Regions from separate parts of the Homo sapiens genome. Here regions 2, 3, 4 and 5 are each linked to region 1. The links are chromatin loops, found by intact Hi-C in ENCODE. Cell type or tissue: IMR-90. All regions are shown on one strand. Region 1 overlaps LINC01418 (long intergenic non-protein coding RNA 1418). Region 2 overlaps TMC3-AS1 (TMC3 antisense RNA 1). Region 3 overlaps EFL1 (elongation factor like GTPase 1). Region 4 has its middle 110 kb from the start of TMC3. Region 5 has its middle 15 kb from the start of LINC01583.

Region 1 (5,000 bases):
GCTGTGCTTCAGTGTTCTAGTCTGTAAATGTGTACACAATGGCCATTTGCATGCTGTGAGCCAGATTGTTTTAGCGTGGTAACTGCAGAGCGGAGATGTGTTATTTGCCTTAGTCCTGTCAAGTTTATGGTGCAGCCCTTGATTCCTTGCAATGCTCTATTGATTTTGAAAGCATCCGTGAGTGGTATTTCCTAAGATGGACTTGTCTGAATTGATTCTTAGCTTATACACTGATAAATTCTTGTTTTGTGGTTGAAAAATACCAGGAGTGCCTTTGCAGAGATAAAACAGGCAAAACAGGACAAAAAGGCATCTCTCTGGCCATCTTTCTCATTGTGCAATGTTTTACCTTATTTATTATATCTACTTAAAGTTAGCTATTGAAATAATAAAGGGAAAAAAACCCCAAACTTCCCAGTCACTAACAGTCTGTCAAAATTGTGCACTCTGAAATGGACATCACAGGATTGGAATTTGCTAGGATGTATATGCCAAATGTATTATAGGTATGTGGCAGTTTAGAAAAACTTCAAGAAATTTACATGACTCAGAATGCTACTTCTTGTGTTTGCGTCAGACAACATGCCTTTTTTTTTTAAAAAAAACATAGGCATGTTAGAGAGTGCATGCTTCATCATTTAAATGCCAGACTAGTTTCATGCATTATTCTTTAAAGTTGCTAATCCTGTAGATTTCCCATTAGCAGATTTACATAAGTGCACCTCTCCTGAATGAATATGTTAGCTCATGTTGCATTATAAAGCCCCTTTATCTGACAGTTGCACCTGTCATGGGGTATCCTCAATTTACTTAGTTGAAGATATTTTTCTGAGGTCATTTGTTTTTCTTTCTAGGGTTAAAGGTTCTGCACAATTTTTCCTTTTCCTTCACATCTGCAAAGGTTCTTAGAATGCCTACAAATGAACACTACATGCTCTGTTTTAAAGTCTTAGGTGATTTCTCCCCTGGGGCATATACATTTACTTCTTAAGGTCTTGTAATTCACTTGAAAATGCACATTTACTCACACCAATAAAATTTTCTTCCAGCTATATATTTTCCTGCATTACATCATCTCATTAAGCACCAGAATCACCCAGGCTTGGATTTCCCCCAAAGATTGTGGGAAATTTGTGACTGGCTCCATGAAATGAGCTCTTATTCTGTGATGGTCTAAAAATAGTTGCACCAAACCACAAAAACATATTGCCAGTGGCTTAGATTAATGCCTTTCTTCTGTGATCAGGAGCTATTAGGTGATGGTGTGGGAAGGAGGCTCAGAGATCACCTGGGCAAGATTTTTAATTTACAGATAAGAAAATTGAGTCTCTGACAAGTGAAGTGAATTGCTTATGGTCCACAGTGAGTTCTTGTCACCTCCAGCACTGGAACTCACATTTCTGGATTCCCTACTTTGAAGAAAAAATATCCAACTTGGATGCTTGGAAGATAGGAGAGCAAGAGGGTTGAAATCCTGCAGATCTGGATTAAAATTCCAACTTGATCACTTAGCTATGTTGACCTTGGGAAACTTCAACATATCTATGTCTATTCATCTCTAAAATGGGTATAATAGTAGTAGACTCCTTAGAGAATTGTTATGACAACTAAATGACATAATCCATGCAAAGGTATTAATGCAATGTCTGACATGTAGTAACTGCTCAATGATTGGCAGGTAATCATTTTAACTATTTTTATATATAAAAAGAATAGGATAAAGACAAAATGTTTACATTACTCAGATGAAGCTATCTGAGTAAGAAGTGATTGCTTTCCATAAGTAGAAACAAATATTGGGTGGGTGTGGGGAAATCTAACGAAAGTTTTTGTTGTCATCATGCTATTTTAAGTTGACTGTACACGCTTGAAGTTGAGTCACGCTCACAATAATTTATCCTGCAATTAGGGAAGGGTGCCACTAGGTGGCAGTAGTTTCTTAGTCATGGTTGTATAATTTTGGTCACCAAAAGGATGATAAAAGGAGACGTAATTGGAACATGTTTCAATTCATACACATTTTAAAGTCGACCTCATCACCACTACATACTCACATTTATTAAAATACTGTAATTGACAGGCCTTTGAAGTCAGATATACTTGAGTTTGAAATCCTTCCACTTTTTAGATCAATGTGGGCAAGTACTTGTATAAACACTACCCAGATTAATAAATAAAATATTACCAACACCCCAGATGCCTTTTCCACTATTAATGGACATTTGGATCATTCCCAATTTTGGCTATTAAAATAATGATACTAGGAATATTCTTATAATGTATTTTGGTGTATATATGTATGCGATTTCTTTGGATATGTGTATAGGAATAGAACTGATGGGTCATAGGGTAGGCATACCTGTAGCTTTAGTACATACTGGCATAGTTTTCTGAAGTGGCTGTATCACTTTCTACTTCTACCAGGTGTCTATGAAAGTTCCATTTGCCCAACATCTTTGTCTGTAAGTGGTATTGTTACATGAAATTTTTAAACATGATCTAGCAGATGTATAGAGATGTCTCATTGTGTTCTTAACATGTATTTCTCTGATGACTAATAATGTAGAGAAACTTTTCATGGATTTTGGCCATTTGGATATGCTCTTTTGTGAAGTTCCTGTTCAAGACCGTTGCCTAGGGTTGAACATGTTGTCTCTCATTTTAAAGATTGATAGGTAGGAGTTCTTTATACGTGCTGCATGAAAATCCTCTTCTCCCACTCAGTCGCTTGCCTTTCACTCTCTTAATGGTGTCTTGATAAATAGACAGTCTTCATTTAATGAAGCTCAATTTGCCAATCTTTTCCTTTATGTTTGTGTGTGTGTGTGTGTGTGTGTGTTTTAAAAGAAACATTGGCCTACGCCAAGGTTATGAAGATCAGTCGCTGAGGCTGGGGATAGCCTGGCACTAATTGGCTTAGGCCAATTACCTGGTTAACCCCTGTGGTAGGGAGATGGGATGACCCTGATTGGATTAGACCAATCAGGATTCACCTGGGGCACTAGTGTTAGGTCAATGTTCCTCAAAGCACAAGGGCTCTGTGAGGGAGCTGGAGGATTTGAACAAAAATTGGGTGCCGTTAAGATGGGAGAGAGGTGAGTGGATGCTGAGTGGCTCACCACCAAAGCACCTCGCAATTCTATGCACCAAGTAGATTGGAGTCCAGAGGAAAGGAAAATGAATGACCTTCAAGTGTTTCCCCAAAGAACACTCCAGAAGTTAGTATACAAACCGATTTTAAATGTTATTAAATTTCTTACTTATTCACCCCTTGCCTTCTTTTTTACCATCTCCGCATCATGTATATAAATGGACATGGACATGTCCACGTCATATGCACGGGCACACACATATGCATACACACAAGTCCTCCACTGCCTTCTTCACTTTCAAGGGTTGCCTAGGGTTGAACGTTTCCCTTTTGTACATGTTCACAAATTTCAGACTCAATACTACCAATCATTCCAAAATTTCAGGGAAGATCGCAGGTTTGATCAGTGGCCTGATGAATTTGAATTACCACACTAGTTTGTGGTATGATGGCAGGATACTAGAGACTTCCCATTTACCCCTCCCACCTTCCCACTGACATAATTATGAAAATATAGAAAGGTATTCAAATTTCCAATAGAGTTGGAAGCCAGAAGTATTACTTAATAACTTACTGGAAGCCAGGAGAAATTTCTACTCTACAGAACTTAGAGGAAGCCTCAAGGAACAAAGTAAGGCCATGTAGGGAAAAAGAGGTCATAGGAAATTCTTTCTCCATTATAGAGTCTCTCTCTTCCTCTCTTTCTTTCTCCCTCTTTCCATCTCTCTCTTTCACCTACTCCTGGGCTACAATTCCCAATAATGCTAATGAAGAGATGAGAATTTGGCAACTGAATAAACAGGGGTTAGTACAAATAGGAGACTAAGTTTTTCATTCAATGTTTTTGACAAGGAAATATACACTGCTTCAGACCAGAGAGATGACCTGGAGATCCTTCTGTAGGTTAAGTAAGTTGCAATCATGGGAAAGTTGTCTTGGAATGGGCAGAGACATTTGGTTTATAACAGAAGGCAGAGAGACAGGCATGGGGACCAAAGCAAAACCACACGTGCTTTTATGAGCAAATATCAAAACAGATCTCTCCCCGATCAAAGGATTGAACGTGGAAGAGAGAAAACATAAAACTGGAGAGGCAGAGAAATAGTGTTCCGTGGAAAAAATTTATTATAGGAAAGAGCAGAAAATTTTAGAAAACATCTAATTTGAGCTCAATAAACTTCAGGAAGGCAAGGAGGAGATGAAAACACAATAGACTTTGATGAAAAGGGAGATTATTTTGATAAGGAAAGCTTTTAAGGAAACTAAAATTTAATGACTTTTTAAATGGTTGATAACGGATCTGGAAGCAAAAACTTAACAACAAATACCTAGCCTATTGCATTCTTTTTTAATTTATGTAGTTACCAGGGCTAATTCTACATCCTGTAATCCTCCCACCTTTGGACAGATGTTTTTAGTAGTTCAAAATTTATTTTAAAAATGTACATTTAGCCTCTTTTCATGAATAGAAAATTGTTAAATAGATTCCTTTTTTACTACTCTGGCTTTTCAAGGAGACATACCATCAATGAATGCCAAATGTGCTATTAAAATTTCTCCAAATGTTAATAAATCTTACTTCTCTGGAAGTATTTGGTTCTGTTGTTAATTATATGTAGAGTCTAAGCTTTTTAAAGTTACAGGTGTATACAGGAATTAGATACACAACTTTAGGAAGTGAAGAATGAGTCTAATACACAGAACAGTATTTTGTATTAACAATGAAATCATAGACACAAAATCAGCATTAGAAGTAGTAAAAAAGCAAGTTAACCCTGCAGAAAATTTAATCAGAAATGCAGTGGTTTTCAAACTGAGCACCTTAGAGCCACCTGGTAGGGTCTCAGAGGCTGGGGTAGGGGGTGAAGGGGTTTTAGGGAGGGGCCAAGGGCTCCTTAGCCCCACTTCA
Region 2 (5,000 bases), 530 kb after region 1:
TTTAATATACTCACAATGCCACTGTTACATTTAACAAAATACAAAGTAATTATAATTGACTTTTTGATACCCTAAATAAAATGAGGCTGCTCTTATGGTTGAAAATCAATGAGAAGCTGGGGGAATCTGCCCAAGATTCCATCCAATGATGGAAAAAGGCAACATGGCTAAACGGTGTGAAGATAGTGGTAGGGGAAAAATAAAGTTGTTTACTAGATAGTGGCAAGTTCAACATACTCAACAAACCAGTCGTTCATGTTTGAGAAAAATGTAAACTCTGCATTATTGATAATTGGTCTGGCACAAACCGAAAAGGGGATACCGGGCCTAAATATGTAGTTTTGAACTTCAGTAGATAGCAATGCTCTCTAGTGATGAAATTTGCTTCTAGGTGTTTCTTTGCCGAAGACTTCCTTTTTCTACAATAATTCACATTCCCCAATAAAATATCATTTAAAATGGGCAACTTGCTATAGATGTTATTGTTCAATTCTTGTTCAATGATATTGCTTAATCTTTTTAAAGACCTCAGTTTTTTCATCTGTAAAATGGGGATAAAACTAGTATCTATCAGATAGGGTTGTGTGAGATGAAATTTAAAAAGCAATGTGTGTAAGAATGTATGTAGTACTGTGCTTGGAGCATAATAAATGCTCAATTTATCCATTTATTTATTCAACACATATTTAATTAATTGTTTTGATTTAGCAGGCATTCCCCAAGGGCTAGGAATGTAGCATTGGACAGGAACAGACACATTCTGTCTTGAAGGGTACATCACAATGGAGGTGAAAGAGGCTACGTAACAAATCACCCAATTCATCACTTAATTACAACGGTAATCGATTTGATGAAGAAGTACATAGTGAGATTACAGTGGAACCTGAGCTAATCTGAAAGTCTGAGAAAGCTTTCTGGATGTGCTGACAGATGATCTTTTCCAGCTCATCTGGCAGTCTGTTAGAGATAATGCAATTTGCAGTATACATGCCTATAAATATAGAAAGAATCCAAGGCGTTTTTCTCCCTCCTGGACTGGTGAGTTGGTGGATGTCCCATGTGGTTGTGCAACTGTAAATTAAATAGCAGAATAAACCTGAGACTGTACCAATTTTATTCTGCTCTTTTTGAGCCGGGATATACTTACTCTCATAGAAATAGTACACCCTTATGTGCAATTGTTTATCAGCAGGATCCTGTGCCTTTGGGTTCTCTTTTTCATCATTTATTTAAAAATGTTCCACTCTTTTATTACTGCGGAAAAGATACTCTTTTAAGTTATCAATAATCCCCTGTTATACACTGTCTTTTCCTAAGGCATAATTCAATTATTTGTGTTAATATAATGTTCTCTGGTAATGGCTTTGATCCCAAATCTCATTTTTTAATCAAATTTCATAACCAGAAGAAAATAGAGAAATGGATCAGCCTATTGTCATCATTCATTCTTTTATTCAATCTATATTGAACCTTCTACATGCCACACACTCTTCTAAAAGGTGGGGATACCGTGGGAGCCAGACAGAGGGAATTCCTGCCTGCTTCAACAATAACTGTAGGGAGGGAAGGCAGACAATCAAGTATAAAATGAGACTGTTTTATTCACATAAGTGCAGAGGGATGAGAGAGTGAGTAACTGGAAATAATTTTAGATGGGATGGTCAGGAGAGATCTCTCTAATGGGGTGACATATGGCTAACAGATGAGACAAAGAGTCCTGCAGTAAGCTGGGAAAAGAGCATTTCAGGTTCCCATTTGCCCCCTGTGCTCTGGCCCCAGCAAGTGTCTCAATGTTGCAGAAGTAAACCAAGACTTTTAGGATTAATAGCTGTTGATGCTGCTCTTGGGGAGTTGGGATACACCCTAGTCTTCACTGGAGTGTAGTATCCTTGTGGACGCTAGATGGGGCAGGGCCAGGGAGGAAGGTTCCCTTTAGGTTTCCTTTGATAGAACCTGTCTCTGAAAGGTAAGCTAGAAGCTGATGGAAGAAAGGAAGGCAAGTGGCAATTGTTGGTTAGAACTTTATCCTGCCAACTCCCTGCTAGCTGGCCCATGCCATTCGTTCATCTGTTTAGGGGATAAAAAGTGTATGCAAGTCTCTGATTGCATGAAGATGCAATGAAATTCACCTTGTATTTACTGAATCATCTCTCAGGCTTTTCACAAATAATCAACTGCTATCGTCAGTTTTCAATATGGTCTTTTTCTGTAGCTTTATGACAGACAATAGCAGGACTTGCTGTCTTAAAAGACAATGAACTACAAAGTCTAAAATTGTGTAGCTTTTTCTTTATTTTCTAGCAGATATCTTTGCTTATCTGACTGCACTGCAACAAGAACTTCACAAGTACATTCTGTAGTAACACATCTTTGAGCACTTACCCAAATTTGTTCCAGAGACAGCCAAGAGAACCACCCTCTCCACTCTCCAGGGGCACTGCAAAAATACAAAGCCTGCCTGTTTACATCACAGAGTTGCACAATTGCAAGTCTGTAACAGCAACCGGCATTAACAAGGAGCGTCAGGCACCTCCCTTCCTTGAAGGAGCTCGCAGATGTAACTTTGTGACAAACAGGGCGTTTTCTCTCAGCCTGCTCCTCTCTTGTCAGCAACACAAAGGCTCCTTGGCAATGGAATTGTTTTTCTCAGTTCTCTGGTGCCATCTGGAGGTTTGATGTTAGATTCACAGCCAATAATTTAATTCTGCAAACAGGTCCAGGTGTGTGGCAAAGAGGCTTGAGTGGGTAACTCATAAATTAAGATCCTTAGTCTGCATCCTTAAAGGGAAAGTGAAGCACCAAGCTGAGAAAATGATTTAGGTACTTTTGACAACACGTTCTTCTTAATGTAAAAATCAAACAGCAGTAGCTATCATTTGTTTAAAGGGGTGGAAAAGAAGGCGCTATGTAGATGGGTGGTCTACATTTTAAGGGCTCATTAGGCACTGTTCATTGCTTCACTTCACTGACACTGGGGAGACTTGAAGCTTAAATTGCATTAGCCCAAGTTCAAGTGTTAGGAGGACAGCAGGAAAATATTGTAGAGGTTTTTTTTTTATATTATTTATTTATTTATTTATTTATTGAGACAGAGTCTCTGTCGCCCAGGCTATAGTGCAGTGGCACAATCTTGGCTCAGTACATCCTCTGCTTCCAGGGTTCAAGCAATTCTCCTGTCTCAGCCTCCCAAGTAGCTGGGACTACAGGTGCGTACCACCAAGCCCAGCTAATTTTTGTAATTGTGGTAGACACAGTGTTTCGCCCTGTTGGTCAGGCTGGTCTCAAACTCCTGCCCTTGTGTCCGGAGTTTGTTCCTTCCAGTGGGTTCATGGTCTCGCTGATTTCAGGAATGAAGCGTGACCTTCACAGTGAGTGTTACAGCTCTTACAGGTGATGCGGACCCCAAGACTGAGCAGCAGCAAGATTTATTGTGGAGAACGAAAGAACAAACCTCCCACAGCCTGGAAGGGGACTTAAGCAGGTTACCGCTGAGGGCTGGGGTGGCCAGCTTTTATTCCCTGAGTTGTCCCCTCCCATTTGGTCCATTTTACAGAGTGGATTGGTCCATTTTACAGAGTGCTGATTGGTCCATTTTACAGAGCACTGATTGGTCCATTTTACAGAGTGCTGATTGGTTCATTTTACAAACCTCTAGCTAGCTACGGAGCACTGATTGGTGTGTTTTTACAGAGCACTGATTGGTGCATTTTACGAACCTCTGGCTAGCTACAGAGCACTGATTGGTGCATTTTACAAACCTCTAGCTAGCTACAGAACACTGGTGCGTTTTACAATCCTAGCTACAGAGTGCTGATTGGTGCATTTTACAATCCTTTTGTAAGACAGAAAAGTTCTCCAAGTCTCTACTGGACCCAGAAGTCCAGGTGGCTTCACCTTTCAACCTCAGGTGATCTGCCTGTAGAGCCTGTTTATGTAAGGGCATGAGTTCTGAAGACAGTTTGCATTGGTTCAAAGATGGGTGGGATGGCAGAGGGGTCCATGGTCTCCATGAGGTTGCCTGTTGGAGAAGGAATGGGGTATGTTGTGATGAAAGAATATGCTGCACTGGACATTTTTTTCTTAAATTCCCATCAACACCAATTGACTTCTGAAACAAGGAAACATTCTTGTTATCTTAGTAATTGTTATTCTTATAATATCGGTAATATCCTCTGATAATTATGCTGCATTTTATAGCTTGTAAAGAACTTTCACATATAGCAATATCAGAGGATTTTAATTTTTTATATATATTGAGTTAATATAAGCAAAGCACCTTGGACAGTACTTGGCACATAGTCAGTGCTATATAAATGTTTAGTAGATCATTATGATGAGAGGCAAATGGTCTCTAGTTACCTTGAATCTAAAAAGAATTTCTTCATAGTCTGTTACAGCCTATTAATGTGACTTTAAAACATAGCCAATATAAGATCCTCTCTTCGATGAGAAAGGTAAATCATTGCCTGGAGAAAATGAAGCTCTTGAAAATCGAGCTGTTTGTCCCATAACTGAATCTTAATAAATCCTAATATCACATTCTTAACATTAAAAATTATGATCCTTAAGTGATAAATTCAAGCCACTTAAGATATAGACTATTTTCTGAAATGCACTCCAAAATGGGTGTAACTGAATTTATTGAACCATCTAAACTAAATAAGCCACAACACAAAATGGTGTTTTTCTCTCATCTTTGCTTTCAAACTTGATTAGTTGCATCTCTCTTTTCCATCACTTAAAGATGCTTTAGGCAAATCCCGTAGCTTTTTGCTTACTTTCAGTTACTCAAGCGATATTTAAAAGCACACTCTGGTCCGGTTCATTTTAAGCTTCAATCACTCACTCAACCTCATATCCCCTCTCTTGCTCCCCAGAACCAGCCAGGCAGCAGGTGAGACTTGAGTGTAATCTATGTTCTCTTATGTCCGCCTTCCCTTCTCCTTTTTGCTTCCACCTTTGGACAAGGAGAGAGGGAATTACAGAAGAGGGGCAAAGGT
Region 3 (5,000 bases), 260 kb before region 1:
TGTCTTAAAAAAAAAATTCTCAAGTACATAAGGGAGATAGAAAGTATAGAAATATTTCTTTAGAAGTGAATACATTGGCTTTTCAGTATAAATCTACTGGAATTTTAGGTGAAAGCAAAATACTTTCTTGGTCTGAACATTTCTTATTAAAGAATATCAGAGTAGTGATGTTTTAATGTGTTCGGATTATTCAACTCCCAGAGCCAAGATGATGTTATCACTGGGGATTTTTTGTTTAGCTCAGATAGTACACTGAAACTAACTGGTTCTTCCTGCCCTCACTGTGTTCTGGGAGGCTCCCAGGTATGTCCTGGACTGAAAAAGGTGAGGCCATTTGATGTTAAGAGAAGCAGAAATATTCTGAGTATCTTTCTGTTCTTTTCTCTGTGCCATGGTCCAGTCAACAGGAGGGGAGAACATTGTCCCAGGCTTTTGTAAAGCCAAGATTACCCCCCAGAAGCTGCTTGGAGCCGGTTTCCAGTCTCCTGAGCTAAGGTTGCTGCCAAGGGAAGGCAAGACTCAATTGCCTCTGCCTAAAGTTGTTATTTTGTATAGTATTCTCATAGGTGTGCTGTATAGACTTAAGCTCCACTACTGCTTTCCCTCTTTTTTAAAAAAATTCTCTTATTTTCTACCATTTATTTTGGCATTTGTACTCTTCCTTGTGTTTTTCTTTGAATGTTTTACGTTCTATAACTCTCATGTGCCTGGCTAAGCCTTTCTAGGGCATGACCCAGGTAATGCATAAGCTTGGGTATTCAGGTTTGTTTTTTTCCCGATGCATAGGTGTTGTGCCAGCACAGTATATCAAATAAACTTGCCCCTGCCCCTGCTTCCTTCCCCGCTGTTTCACTACCACGTTTCCCATACAACTGTAGTTTGTTTCTGGATGCTGTTTTCTATTCTGCTGTATTTGCAAGCCTGTATTGTTTGATTTTGAGGGTATCAATAATTCATTTTTGAATCTGGTTCTGTCACTTTTAGCTTTAATAATTGGGGGCTATTTTTAAACATTTATTCTATATAAACTTGAAATGATTTTATCTCCTGCGATACATTAAATGTCTATGTTAAGACATCTTATTTACAGAAGTAAATTATGACCACTCTTTTACTGTAAAGGTAATTATATAGAAAAAGCTAAGCAAGTTGCCTTCCTAGGGCTGATTCCTACAGGTGTTATCGGTGTATTCTTCCAGACTTCTATCTATGCATAATACATGCATACATAGTAAGAAATAAATTCATGTGTGTGAATTTAAATAAGTTCACTAGGGAGCTAAAGCTGGGACTGCAGCTTAAACCCAGCATTATGTTGTTCTGGTTTCTTTATTATTACCAAATAAATGATTTGAAACAGTTAAAATTATCCCAGCACTAGTTTCTTTTGAGGGAGTAGCCTTTTCCATTTTCATACAAGGTCTTATTTTGCGGGCCGCAGTCCTAGCTGTCTCCAATTGAGCCAGAAGGCAGCAGCCAGAACTACTTTTGCCTGAGGGTCTTCCCTGAGACAAAGACTTATGCCCTTGGCCTTCTTACTCTCGGATATTTGTGAAGCCCAGGATCTCTCTCTCTTTCTCTCTCTCTCTTTCTCAACTTCTGGAGCAACCAACTGCTATCTTAGTGTCATAAGTTAATTCTAATATACCTGGGTGGCCTTTAATCTAGTTCCATTTTTCAAAGTTTTTGGCTTTTGGATAAGACCTTTTCCTGCATTGACATAGCCTCTCCCTAATTTTATCTGTTTTTGGACTTGGGATTTGGAGGTGGAAGGATGTGAGAGAGGGAGGAAGGAATATAAGGTGTCTTTCATAAGCCTTCCTTTCTCAGGATCCAAAGATTTTTAAAAAGAAAAAAAGCAGGTTTTGTTTTTTTTTAATGCAGTGAACTATTTTTTCCTCTGAAAAGTGAAATCTTTATTGGCTTAATTTTATATCCTAATCATTTACTCACATTTATTTTGTGCTTACTATATGTTTGGTTCTATATTGATCACTAGGTTAGGTTTCTCATACTGGGTGCTTAGTCTTCCAAATTATTTGTAGGTGCTTCACAGTTTTGATCGCAAACTAGTAAATAAGGCATCCTCTGGTTGGAGAAACAGCACTGGATTTTACCAGTGGGACCTCTGGCAAGTTGGCCACTTTGTGGGAATTTCCAGACCTGAAACTGCATCTGCATAGAAGGAAGTTGAGGTAGATGAATCTCTATGGCCTTCCTTTCTCTCCTGGTTGGTTTTCCAGGACCCTTCCTCACCTTTTCCACTGTCCATGTCTTGGGTTTTCCTGTATTTCTTAGTTACGTTGCTGTTTTCAGTACCCTCTGTGCCCTCTTCTCTATCTGTGGGTTGCTTTAAGTGACATTCAGACAGCCAGAGGTCCAGAGGCCATTTGACATAGAGGAATTCCATCCTTCCAAAGATCTCTTCTCATAAGCAGGAGTTTTTTGTTTTTTAAACAAAACAAAATAGTTATCCTGATTGGATCCATGAGGACTAGCTCACTTGGCTGTGCCTCGGGAGAGGTCCAGAATGGCTTTCTTGGACTTGAACGAGCTCAGAAGCATTGGCACTTTCTCGTTTACACTGGCCTTGATTTTGGGTAGAGACTGAGCAGGCCGAAGTCCCCTCTCTGAAGCCATCATGGGATGATGGTAAAAGGCATCTGCAATGTTCCAGCTCTAGCAGGGTCACAACTGCACTGAGATGAACACAAGGGGGCAGCCTTTCCCACAGATTTTCATCAAATCACAGAGAAACAGAGTGCAATTTCAATGTCAGCGCATGCATGAGCCTGTGCTCTGTCCACACCAGTGCCCATGTGTAAAACGTGTAGCCTGTAACTGTTTATAAAGGGCCTTAGGGTTAACGGCATATGAATGCTCAGTAGATTTTGTGCTTTACTGTGCTACAGTTTCGTTAACACAACCCAGGACTTCTCATTGTAGGTTATAGACTATATCCCCCTGCCTAGCCCAGAGTCTTACACATGGCAGGCAGGCAGGTTGGCAGGCAGGGCAGGCAGCAGGTAGGCAGGCAGGCAGGCACTTTTTATTACTGGAGGCTTAGAGATGACTGAATCATTAATATAGAGGAGTTGAAATTGATTTAGCCTGCTGTTTCAACCTGAAGAATGACTTCAAAGCAGGCATTTAAATTTATTTTGGCCCTTTTTTTCATTCTCTTGCCCCTCCTACCCCTCTTCCAACTACTAAAGGCATTGTTTCAACTGTATATATTTTCTCTATTTTTGTTTTCTCTTCATCTTGGAAATTGAGTTATGACACCTTTGGTTGTTTCTAGTTGGAAAAAAGCATTATTATGAAAATATATGCTGTTTAGTGAGCAATGAAGCAGAATATAAAATATCACTAATATCCTGAACCCCCATGCAATTAGAAGCACATTGTCACTAGTTTTGTTTTATGTTTCCCAGATGACTGTTAATTTAGCAGTTCAGCACATAATTGCATTGATGATCATATTTCTAAGGATTTGAGTCTATTGATTCAAGTGTAGAATTGAAGTAAAAGTTGTTATTCCTTCACTGTTGTATCTGAATTTGTTTTATTATTTGACTCTATAATGACTGGAAGAAATCAGATATGCTTGGAAATCAAAGGTAAATTTTCTGTCCCCTGGGAATAGGGGTGGAAAGGAAAGAGGAACATTTTTTTTAGCTCTAAACAAAATGAGCAATTAGTAGATTTATTGTATAATAGTTGTTTTTCTTCAAAACCACAAGCCTTCAATTTTCTAAAATGACAATAGTAAATTTTCACTTTCTAAACAGTTTACATAATCAGTTTCACTATATTTGCATATATTTTGTTAACTGATACTAACAATGATGCCACAATTTTTTTTTTTTTTTTTTAAGTTGGAGTTTTGCTCTGTCGCCCAAGCTGGAGTGCAATGGTGCAATCTCGGCTCACTGCAATCTCTGACTCCTGGGTTGAAACGATTCTCCTGCCTCAGCCTTCTGAGTAGCTGGGATTATAGGCACCCACCACCATGCCCGGCTAATTTTTGTATTTTTAGTAGAGACAGGGTTTCACTATGTTGGCCAGGCTGGTCTCGAACTCCTGACCTCGTGATCCGCCCGCCTTGGCCTCCCAAAGTGCTGGGATTACAGGCGAGAGCCACCGCTCCCGGCCGAAGCCACAATTATTAATGCACTTGAAAGATATATCAAATTAGATTTAACCAACGTTTATTTAGTACCAACTGCATGCCAGGTGTTCACTGAGTCAGTTTTGTTTGTTTTCTTACTTAAGCCTTGAAACAAACTTTAGTGGTAAATTTCTCTTCATTTTGCATATTAAAAAACTGAAAGGATTTTGACTTGCTCAGCAAATTACACTATCCCAGCCATTGCTTATTAGCTATAATTTTATTTTCTGTGTAGTTGTATAGCTGAGATTATTTGAAACACTGTTACTGATTCTTCTCACTTACTATGATTATTAAAAATGAAAATATGCTCTAATGATTTTTGATACTCTGCATATAGAACCCTTGAGTTTCATAGGTTCTGTAGGCCCTTTCTCCTATAAATAATCTGAGACTCACAGAGAGGCTGGGTCTCCTCCAAGCTTGGGCAGCTGATAGTTTGAGAGTTGATCTAGAACCCGGGTCTTTCCCTTTGTAAGGGGCAAAACCACTGGAAAGGACAGGCAGAGAAATAGCTGGGCTCCTCAAAAGGAAGAGAGAAGCTGACAGTGAGGATTCGTCAGTTCTGCTCAGTTTGGAAAGAGACCCTTCACTGTCTGCTTCTTCTGACCTCCCTATGCTTCAGTTCTCAGCACTCCTGAATATACCACGATTTTCATGCCTCTGTGTCTCGGTACACGCTGTCTCTTCTCCTCAAGTGTTCTTTCTCCCTTCATTGCCAGCTAAATGTCACCGCCTCTTGGAAGCCTTCCCCAACTGCGTCAGACAGATACATCTGGCTCTTTCCTTTCTTTGAGTTCCTGTACTTCTTTTAATAGATCTCCCTTAG
Region 4 (5,000 bases), 460 kb after region 1:
GCCATGGTGCCCAGATTATTTAGTCAAACATGATTCTGGATGTTTCTGTGAAGGAGTTTGGGAATGAGATTTACATTTAAACGGGTGCACTTTGAATGAAGCAGATTGCCCTCCAAATGCGGCTGGGCCTCATCAAGGTAGTTGAAGGCCTGAATAAAGACTGACCTCCCTGCAGCAAGAAGGAATTCTCACAGCAGATGGCTTTTGCACTTGGACTGCAACTTTTGCCTGGGTCTCCAGCCTGCCTGCCTACCTTGCAGATTTTTAGACTTGCACCTTCAAAATCATGTAAGGTAATTCCTTAAAATGAATCTCTCTCTACCTATCTATCTATAGATATATATGTAGAAAGAGGGAGATTTTTATGTACGTACGTCCTATTGGTTCTGTTCCTCCCAAGAACACTGCCCAAGAGTTTCTGTAAAGATGGCACCTTTGGGGTCAAGAATTAAGATAATACACAAAATCATACACATCATGACACACATATCATGTCATAACATCACGCACATCTGTACACATTTTGTTGAGCATTCTTTCAGATAACTCTATATCGGTGCATATTCTCATTCACACTTACATGTGGACAACTTTGAGAAGGCATCACTATATACAGCTGTTCTATAAGTAGCCTAGTGCATTGAACCACATGTCATGAACACCCCTGATCACAAGATGATTTTTTTTTATTAAATGGCTCCCAAATACCATTATATATTTGAGTTCCATTTTGAAGGACACATAGATTATTTCTAATTTTTAACTATTAAACATAGTTCGGGCTGGGTGCAGTGGCTCACATCTGTAATCCCAGCACTTTGGGAGGCTGAGGCAGGAGGATTGCTAGAGCCCAGGAGTTCGAAGCCAGTCTGGGCAACAAAGTGAAGCTCTCATCTCTACAAAAAAATAATAACTGGGCATCGTGGTGTGCACCTGTGGTTCCAGCTACATGGAAGGCTGAGGCAGAAGGATTGTTTGATCCTGGGAGGTCGAGGCTGCAATGAGTCATGTTTGCACCACTGCCCTTCAGCCTGGGCAACAGAGAGAGATTCTACCCCAAAAATAAATAAATAAAATAAAATACTTCTATGAAAACTAGCTTTTCCTATATGCTTCTTACATCTGGGTGCTTATCTGCTAAAGGGAAATTGCTTGACGTGGGATTGTGAGATCACAGGGCCAAACTATGCAGAAAAAAGAGTATGATGATTTACACATTCACAGATAGTAAAGGAGAATGCCCATCTGCCCACATGCTTTGTAACATTGGAACTTAGGTCTCTGATAAGCTGAGTAAAGCCCAAAGAATACCCAGACAGGGCTGGCTCGGGCAGGGAGCTCCTCTCCTCCCCTCCCTGCCTTCCTTCTTTCACTGTCCACTCTTGCTCTTACTTCAGCCTCCTTGTATCTTTCCTTTTTACCAAATATGCCCCACTCATCCTACCCCAGTGTGTTCAGTTATTCTGTCCCCATCACCTGTCATTGCCCTGCCCTCACCTCTGTCCAGATCTCCTCCCTTCCAGGCCACCCATGTCAAGGAAGGCCCACGGGATGCCTTCTCAGTCACCACTAGTCTCTGCCCACAGCTCTCGGCCTTTTCTCTCCTAGGGTCCCTGGCGTGCTCTGTCTTTATTTAACAATATTTGTATCCTGGGTTTGTTTCCTTCCTGAAAACTCCTGGAGGGCAGAAACTCGTCTCATGGATCTTTATACTCTGCAGCAGCTCCTCCCAGTGCAGGAGAACCAATAAATATTCAATGACCTGTCTTGGCGGATGCCTCTGTCACTAGCAGCCCTACCAGGGAGGCGAGGCACAGAGGGTGTTTGACAGCTTCTCAGCCGCCTTAGCGATATTTTTGGTAGAAAGAGGTGGGAGGTTTGGGTTAGGGAGGGTACGGTTAAATGCTATCTTGGGCAAATGTAAGCTTGTTCTCACTTTCTTTTATTTGCCACCACCATGTAAATCCACATCTCTCCAATCTCTGGATCCCTGGTCTGCCCTGGAGATTTGGTTTGGGTTTGGTTTGTAGTGTGCCCTGAGATTCCAGAACCACTTGAATGGACAGCATTTGGCCTAGGATGGATCCCCATTGACTGGGGTTGTCAAGTATCCCATGGTGCTGGTACACAGTATCCTTCCAGGCATCTTTTTGCAAACCACAAATGAAGGTAACTCGTCAATTCCAGAGGTAAAAGTTGTGCAGATTTATCTATCCATATTGAAGGGACAGGAGAAGAAAACGAGAATTAGTAAATGAAGCAAAATATACTCTATCCTCACCAAAGACATCAAGCTGCAACCAGAACGCTTTCAGTAATGAGAACAATGCAGACACTCCGGAAGCCCCTGCGAAAGTCAAAGCTGACATCAGAAGTCCCGCCTCTCTCTGGGCTCTTGGGGATGGGGTGGGGTGGCTGTTACCTCCTAGTGGAACTGTGGGTTGGCACAGAGGCCCCAGTACTTCATGCAGGGCTATGGTCTCCACCTGCTTACAGTGTTGTCTTCTAGCAAAGATGAGAGAATGAGTTCTAAGTTAATTTTGCACGCCCAGTTCTGCTTTTTGATGGACATGACTATGCAAATACTGCCCCCTAGTGGGGATTTATAATAATGCACCGCATAATCTCAAACTACACAGTTTAATATGTGGAAGGGATATTGGAATTCTGTCCAAACTGCTTGTCTCATCGTTGAGGAAATTGAGGCCCAGATACAAAAAGTGACTGTCCCAAAGTCACAGGCTAAGTGGAAAGCTTAGAACTAAACCTCAATTTCCACCCTGTAATTTGTAACATCTCTGGTCACAATCAATGAAAATATTTTCTCAGAAAACTATGCATTTCTTGGGAGAAAAACACTCTTAGAAAAAGCCACTATCCTTTGTTTTGTTATATTCAGAATTAGGCCTTTGACGATTTTTCAGGGTTTTTGTTTTTTCTGATAAGTAGTTTAAGTACAAAATCTATTAGTGGGTTCATTGTGGTTTTTGCTTTATTCTTTACATGCACAACTAATTTTGAAAGGCGAATCATAGCAAGAAAATATATATATAATTACCTAAAAGATTTAACTTGTGAAAACAACTGTTCTTTAGTGTTTAAAATTTGGGGATACTGTTACTGTCATCTGAAGCAAAAAAAAAGAAGAAAAGTCAGCACTCAGTTACCTTATACATTTTCTTTTGCTTTTTAAATTTATTTCTTATCACATTCAAAAAAGTGGAGAGCAGGGTAGCCCTCAGAACACCTTCCGTCTCTCTCTCGCTTCCCTAACCCAGTTGTGAAGACTTCTCAGGCCTTCAGGTATACAGGGACTGCAGCATTCATTTGGTTCTCTTTTACTGAGACTAACAATCTTTGTTTATTTTACTGATGAATTCAGTCCATTTACTGACACATTTGTGTTAATTTCTACCGTTTTATTTTGCCTCATATTTCTACTGTTTTTCCACTTTTTTTTTTCTTTTTTTTTTTTTTTTTGAGATGGAGTCTTGCTCTGTCTCCCAGGCTGCAGTGCAGTGGCGTGATCTCAGCTCACTGCAATCTCCACCTTCTGGGTCCAAGGGATGCTCCTGCCTCAGCCTCCCGAATAGTTGGGATTACAGGCACATGCCACCATACCCAGCTAATTTTTGTATTTTTAGTAGAGATGGGGTTTTACCATGTTGTCCAGGCTGGTCTCGAACTCCTGACCTTAGGTGATCCGCCAGCCTCGGCCTCCCAAAGTGTTGGGATTACAGGTGTGAGCCACCGCACCTGGCCTGTTTTTCCACTTTTTACCCACTTTTGATTTGTGGTTGTCCCCTTCCCTCCCCCGGCCCCATATCTCTTAATGCAGTTCTGGAAATTGTAGGTTACCAGACACTGCCGGGGCAGATGTCAGCTCCGGTAGATGCTTATTCAAATGCAGTCCCATTTTTATGCAGCTTCTGGAGCAGAAAATACTTCCTTATTTTCCTGTAAGCCATGCTATGCTTAGAAAAGAATGTTTTATTTACTTTTTGTTTGGTTGTTTTGGATCTGGCATTTTAGGTGTGCTGCTATTTTCTCAGAAAGAATACTCTTATTTTTTGCTCTATCTATTCTCTCATTCATTCAGTCACTCATTCAACGAAAATTTATTGAACATCAAATAAGTGCCAATATTGTTTTAAATGGATCATACTGTAGGTCTATTTGTATTCTGCTTTCGTTTGCTTAGGATATTGTGGACACATTTTCTGGTCAATATTTAATTCAATTTAAAATCATTTTCATTAGTTTATATCATTTGTTTTCATTTATATTGATAATACATCTAATTCTCAATTAATAGACACTAAGATTATTGCAAAAAGTACCTATTACAATAAGCCTTGTGATGAACATCATTGTGGGAAAAGCTTTATGCACAGATACAGTTATTTTCACAGGAAACAAAATACGTGGAATTTGTGTCTCAGAGGATAAAATAAAAGGCCAAAGGATGAGAATTTCATATATTTGAATCAGGTACATTTAGTGATCCAGAGCATACTTATCTTATTTGGGATGGGGAGAGACTTTCTAAGAAAAGTTTTAAATAAAACAAAACTAAAGAAAATGTTGAATACTAATGACTACATAAAAATTAAAAATTTCTGTACATAAAAACAAAAATTAAATGGCCCACAATAAAATGGAAATATATTCACAGTGCAGAATAGGGGTTAGCAAGGGTCAAATCCTGCGGCCTCCTGTTTTTAAAATAAAGTTTTACTGCAACACAGCCACACCCATTCATTTGTGTATTGTCTATGCTGCTTTCACACTAGAAAGGCAGTGCTGAGTCGCTGTGATTTGCAAGTACTTTAGTACCTAAAGTATTTACAATGTAGCCAATTACAGAAAAAGTTTTCAACCTCTGCTGTAGATGACAGAAGTTTATTATCCTTCATATATAAAAACTCTTACAATTCAGTAAGAAAGCATACTTAATTGAACAAACATCTACTCAATATCTAGCTCTTTGCTGGGTCCTA
Region 5 (5,000 bases), 160 kb before region 1:
GTTTCACTGTTCCCCCTTTCATTTCAGTTTGGTTATATTTCACTTATAAAAAATTGATACTCCTGTTGTTGATTCCTTTCCTTGGTGTTTTCTTTGATTGCTTGAAAGCTGAGAAAATCACTGTTCCTTACTTTCTATTGTTTGTTTTGAACGACAAAGTGATAGATAAGTGAGAAATTGGTGTTTGGAGTTGGGAAATATGACAAGCTGGTTTTCCCAGCCATGTCATGGGGCCTTGGCTGGCAGGTTTTCCTGTAGTGCTGGGAACATTCTTAGAATATTCTGAGTGACCGAATTCCACAAAATGTCTGAAAATTCATCAGCAGACATGCACACCAGCTAATGATAAATGATTCATTCCTCAAATATTTATTAATAATCTGTTATATGATACAAGGTCCTGGGCTTGTCATGGATTCGGGGGCAATTCTGACATAGGTTCTGTGCTCTAGGATTGGGTAGTCGGGAGGAAGGTGGGGCGCTGGGGACACCTTGTTTGCCCCACAAGATCTCTCTGTGCCCTTCTCTACCTGCTCTGAGCCCCAGGAGGCTGGCCTGTGTGGGCAGCATCATGAGGTTTCTCTACCCTCTGTTTTCTTGGGCTCAGCCAGTGGGAGGCACCCACAGTACATCAGAGGGCAGGAGGAGAGCGAGGCCAGGGTGGTTATTCCCCCAGCTCCCTACCTGCAAGGCTGTCACCTGGCAACCTCTGTGTTTCTTTTCCCAAGGCCACAGCTCCAGTCAGGTGACCCTCTCCTGGTTCTAGTGCCTGCTCCTTCTTGTCCCTAGTCCTCAGGGTAGCTTTGACTTCTAACAGCTCTGGGGTGCTTCGTCATCCTGGTTAATGTCCCTTAATTCTGCCCACACCTTTGTAAATAGTCCCTGTCATTAAACCCTCTCCAGATCCTCCTCGTGTGTGTGCCTGATTGGTAAAGCATGATTTAAAATAATTGTCAGTGAGGCTGAGGGCTGTGGCTCATGCCTGTAATCCCAGCACTTTGGGAGGCCAAGGAGGGCAGATCACTTGAGGTCAGGAGTTCAAGATCAGCCTGGCCAACATGGTAAAACCCTGTCTCTACTAAAAATACAAAAATTAGCCACCACGGTGGCACGTGCCCGTAATCCCAACTCCTTGGGAGGCTGAGGTGAGAGAATGGCTTGAGCCTGGGAGGCAGAGGTTGCAGTGAGACGAGCTTGCACCATTGCACTCCAGCCTGGGAAACAGAGTGAGACTCTGTCTCAAAATAATAATAATAATAATAATAATAATAATAATAATAATACATTGTCAATGAAAGAAGAAAAGAATGGCTACAGAGGGGTGAGCAGTGCTGAGAGAGGGCAGCGGCTGAGATATTTCTTCCACTTGGGCATCAGAGACAACCTAGTGGAGGAGGTGGCACTAGAATCAGACCCCAAAGATGGAACTCAGATGTGAGCACAAAGGTACTCTAGGCAGGAGCAGCAGCTGGGGGCCAAGATCAGAGGTGAAGAGGGCAAGTTATTGTGGGATGGCCATTCTGAAAGTCTGGTCCCCAGACCAGTGGCCTCAGCATCGTCTGAAGAAATGCAAATTGGGCTGAATCAAAAAACTCTGGGGATGGAGCCCAGCAACCTGCCTTTTTCGCAAATCCTCCTGGTGGTTCTCTTGCATGCTCCAGTTTGAGAGTCACCAGGGTAGGGACAGCAGTTCAGAGAGTGGAGTGAAATGGGGGAAAATGTTGGAAAGCATGTGGGCCCAGGGGTTGTAGGGCCTTAAACAGCTGCAGGGTTTGGCTGGACACCGTGGCTCATGCCTGTAATCCCAGCACTTCGGGAGGCCAAGCTGAGTGGATCACGAGGTCAGGAGATACAGACCATCCTAGCTAACACGGTGAAACCCCGTCTTTACTAAAAATACAAAAAAATTAGCCTGGTTAATTTTTTTAGCCTGGGCTAATAATTAGCTTGGGCGTGGTGGTGGGCACCTGTAGTCCCAGCTACTCGGGAGGCTGAGGCAGGAGAATGGCGTCAATCGGAAAGGCGGAGCTTGCAGGGAGCCGAGATCACGCCACTGCACTCCAGCCTGGGCGACAGACAGAGCGAGACTCCGTCTCAAAAACAAACAAAGCAAAACAAAAACAGTTGCAGGGTTCGGTCTGCATTATTGTAGGTGATGAATGCTGTGAAGGGGTGTGTGTGCATGTGAGCATGTGAGTGTGGGTGTGGCCTGAGCGGGGATGCTTCTAAGAGTGCGTTTGGTTGGAGACGATCAGGGAGACGATCACCGAGGTAACTGTGATCGACAAACAGAGGAGGCCCTAAGGCGGTGCCTCTCAACCTCAGCACTGTGGACATTTCGGGGTGATAATTCTTTGTTGTGGGGCTGTCCTGTGCATTGTAGGATGTTTGGTGGCATCCCTGAACTCTACTCGCTGTGTGCCAGTAACACCCCTTGGCTGTGCCAAACAAAAATATCCCCAGACACTGTGCAACATCCCCTTGAGGGCAAACTCACCCGCGTTTAGAACCACTGCCCTAAGCCTTTCGATTTGGCTGAGACTATGGGATAGAACACTCAGGTTATCATGGCTGTATCATCTGCTGCATTTTGGCCACCGAGGGGAGCAAAAGACCTGCAGTGGTTACAGGCGAATGATCAGACATCAGTCAAATCAAGGATCTAATTGAAAATTGCTCATTAGAAATTAAGTATTGATCTGTTTGGGCAAGCTCTTTCAGTAATGTTCCCTGGTGGCCAATTTGTTCAGGTGACACTTCCTGAGGACAGCAGCTTCAGGAGCTCTCACAGCAGGTCCTGAAACAGTCAGGGGCCAGGCGTGGCTGGGTTGGGATCTGATCACTTAGGACAGCTTCCATCCTCTGCCTGCTTTCTCTACTGTCTCTGAGTTCCTCACTTCCTCTAGCCTCTTTTCTGTGCTCTCCTAACAATCTCCACTTGGTCATAAAGAGCAGTCATAGAACAGATGCCCCTTTTGGAGAATGGTCCCTGCCTCCTCTCCCCTCAGGGAGGTCACTTTTTTTTTTTTTTTTTTTTTTGAGACAGAGTCTCCCTCTGTCACCAGGCTGGAGGGCAGTGGTGTGAGCTCGGCTCACTGCAACCTCCACCTCCCGGGTTCAAACAATTCTCCTGCCTCAGCCTCCCAAGTAGCTGGGACTACAGGGGCATGCCACTGCGCCCAGCTAATTCTTGTATTTTTAGTAGAGACAGGGTTTCACCATGTTGGCCAGGATGGTCTCAATCTCTTGACCTCGTGATCTGCCCTCCTTGGCCTCCCCAAGTGCTGGGATTACAAAGGAGGCCACTCTCTTCGGGTGCTCAGGGCCCTCAGACCGCAGGCTATTCCTGCAACTGCCAAGAAGCAGGGGTTCTAGTCCAATCTCCACCAATCATTGATTGTGTAACCGTGGGACTGTGATTTAATCTGCGTGTGCCTGGGCCTCCTCCTCTGTCACACCAAGAAACAGATATGGGATGGGTGTGCTCCTGTGTCAAAATGAATAAGGAATTGGAAACTAGAGTCAGAGAGTTCAATGTCTGAATCCTGATGTCACCATCTACAAGCTGGGTGAACTTGGACAAGCCACTCAACATCTCTGAGCCCTAATTTCCTCATTGTAAGAGGAGATAATATCCCTGCCTCCAGGCTTTTGTAAGGACTGAGATCTGAGAGTAAAGCCTTTAGCCCAATGCCTAGCACATCATAAGCGCCCTTTATTATTACTGTTGTTGCTCTTATTCCTGATCTGCCTAACAGTGGTTCCAAAGCTCACTGAGGACACACTTTCTGGAGGCTCAGCTCTCCTGGATGTGTTACCCAGGCCATGAGGAACTGGTGGAGCATGCAGGCAGCAGGCCTCCTTGCTCAACCCAGCCCCAGCCCAATGCCACAAGGCCGTGGGTCACTTTTGAAGAGATTATTATACTCTAGGGACTGAGATGGGACTTAACCTACTGGGAATTCAGAGACATGGGAGGTTGCCAGGAAATCATTTTAAAGATTTTTCTGGAGGTGGCTTTTGATGAGCGTTATTGGTCAGAGGTTGAGTTTTCTTTCCACATCTTTACTGAGAACCCTCACAGACTGTTGAAGGAGAGGTTCACAACCCATACATCCTGTTTTCCTACTACGGTGGCTCTTCACGACTCTCACATCCCAAAGCCACCTTAAAGTGCCTCTCTTTCCTCCAGCCTGGGTGACAGAGCGAGACTCCGTCTAAAAAAAAAAACAGTGCCTCTCTTTCGTTCTCAATTTCTCACCTCAGCACAAAAGAGAAACTCTCTCTGAACCCAACTCCGGTTGGCCTGTCACTCCCTCCCTTCTCTTCCCACTCCCACTCTCAATCTCTTCTTTTTCCCCTATAAACAATTTTCCTGCTCCTTTCTAAATGCAATTAAGTATTTAATAAATCAGCTTTGCCGGGCCTGGTGGCTCATGCCTGTAATCTCAGCACTTTGGGAGGCCCAGGCGGGCAGATCACGAGGTCAGGAGATCGAGACCATCCTGGCTAACACGGTGAAATCCCGTCTCTACTAAAAATACAAAAAATTAGCCAGGCCTGGTGGCGGGCGCCTGTAGTCCCAGCTACTCGGGAGGCTGAGGCAGGAGAATAACATGAACCCGAGCAGAATCATGTTTTGTCAGAAGAGAAGAAGCTCAGGAACCAAGATGGCAGACCCAGGAGCTCCCAACGAAGGAAGGGCAGGGGGACAGTGACCAGAGATGGGATTTGCTTTGCTAGGCTGTGGGAAGGGGAAAATACCACAAGCACATGTATTTCCATTTTATATTTTGATAAACTGATTTTTTAATGATTTGTTATTGTTAAGATAGGAGAAAAGTCAAATCAATGGCACAGCAAGTGTCAGTGTGGTTGGGAGGCAAGCTAACACCCACACACAAGAAAGAGGATCCCTCATTCCTCCTCCCTGAATTTCTCCTTTTCTTTTCACCAGTGCTGTGCAATCTGTTTCATTCTCCTACCTCTACGCCCTGAAA

Evidence for each region. A loop is a pair of places that touch in the nucleus more often than their neighbours do. Peaks named below come from ENCODE experiments on the same cell type or tissue, not always from the same donor. Only the 100,000 strongest peaks of a DNase experiment are listed, where the experiment ranks them.
Region 2: a loop joins it to region 1, with 13 times the contacts of the local background. A loop is called at or near these places in 8 of 110 quality-filtered maps.
Region 3: a loop joins it to region 1, with 6 times the contacts of the local background. A loop is called at or near these places in 4 of 110 quality-filtered maps.
Region 4: it touches region 1 in a loop (10-fold over the local background); 38 of 110 quality-filtered maps call a loop at or near these places.
Region 5: a loop joins it to region 1, with 4 times the contacts of the local background. A loop is called at or near these places in 2 of 110 quality-filtered maps.

Annotation. Positions count from the first base shown.
Region 1 is chr15:81,936,709-81,941,708 of GRCh38, reverse strand. All of the region lies in intron 3 of LINC01418 (long intergenic non-protein coding RNA 1418), which reads left to right. Among named protein-coding and RNA genes, the nearest start is that of LINC01418, 28 kb to the left of the region's middle. In IMR-90, a CTCF peak has its summit at 1,918 (motif pointing right); DNase peaks (open chromatin) are centred at 498, 1,128 and 1,898; H3K27ac peaks cover 905 bases.
Region 2 is chr15:81,408,133-81,413,132 of GRCh38, reverse strand. The region is part of intron 6 of TMC3-AS1 (TMC3 antisense RNA 1); the gene reads right to left. Among named protein-coding and RNA genes, the nearest start is that of TMC3, 36 kb to the right of the region's middle. In IMR-90, a CTCF peak has its summit at 2,671 (motif pointing left); a DNase peak (open chromatin) is centred at 2,622; H3K27me3 peaks cover 562 bases.
Region 3 is chr15:82,195,907-82,200,906 of GRCh38, reverse strand. All of the region lies in intron 15 of EFL1 (elongation factor like GTPase 1), which reads left to right. Among named protein-coding and RNA genes, the nearest start is that of EFL1, 64 kb to the left of the region's middle. RefSeq lists an enhancer at 2,588-2,647. In IMR-90, a CTCF peak has its summit at 2,708 (motif pointing right); a DNase peak (open chromatin) is centred at 2,746.
Region 4 is chr15:81,478,346-81,483,345 of GRCh38, reverse strand. No RefSeq gene overlaps it. Among named protein-coding and RNA genes, the nearest start is that of TMC3, 110 kb to the right of the region's middle. In IMR-90, a CTCF peak has its summit at 2,593 (motif pointing left); a DNase peak (open chromatin) is centred at 2,575.
Region 5 is chr15:82,101,289-82,106,288 of GRCh38, reverse strand. No RefSeq gene overlaps it. Among named protein-coding and RNA genes, the nearest start is that of LINC01583, 15 kb to the right of the region's middle. In IMR-90, a CTCF peak has its summit at 2,594; a DNase peak (open chromatin) is centred at 278.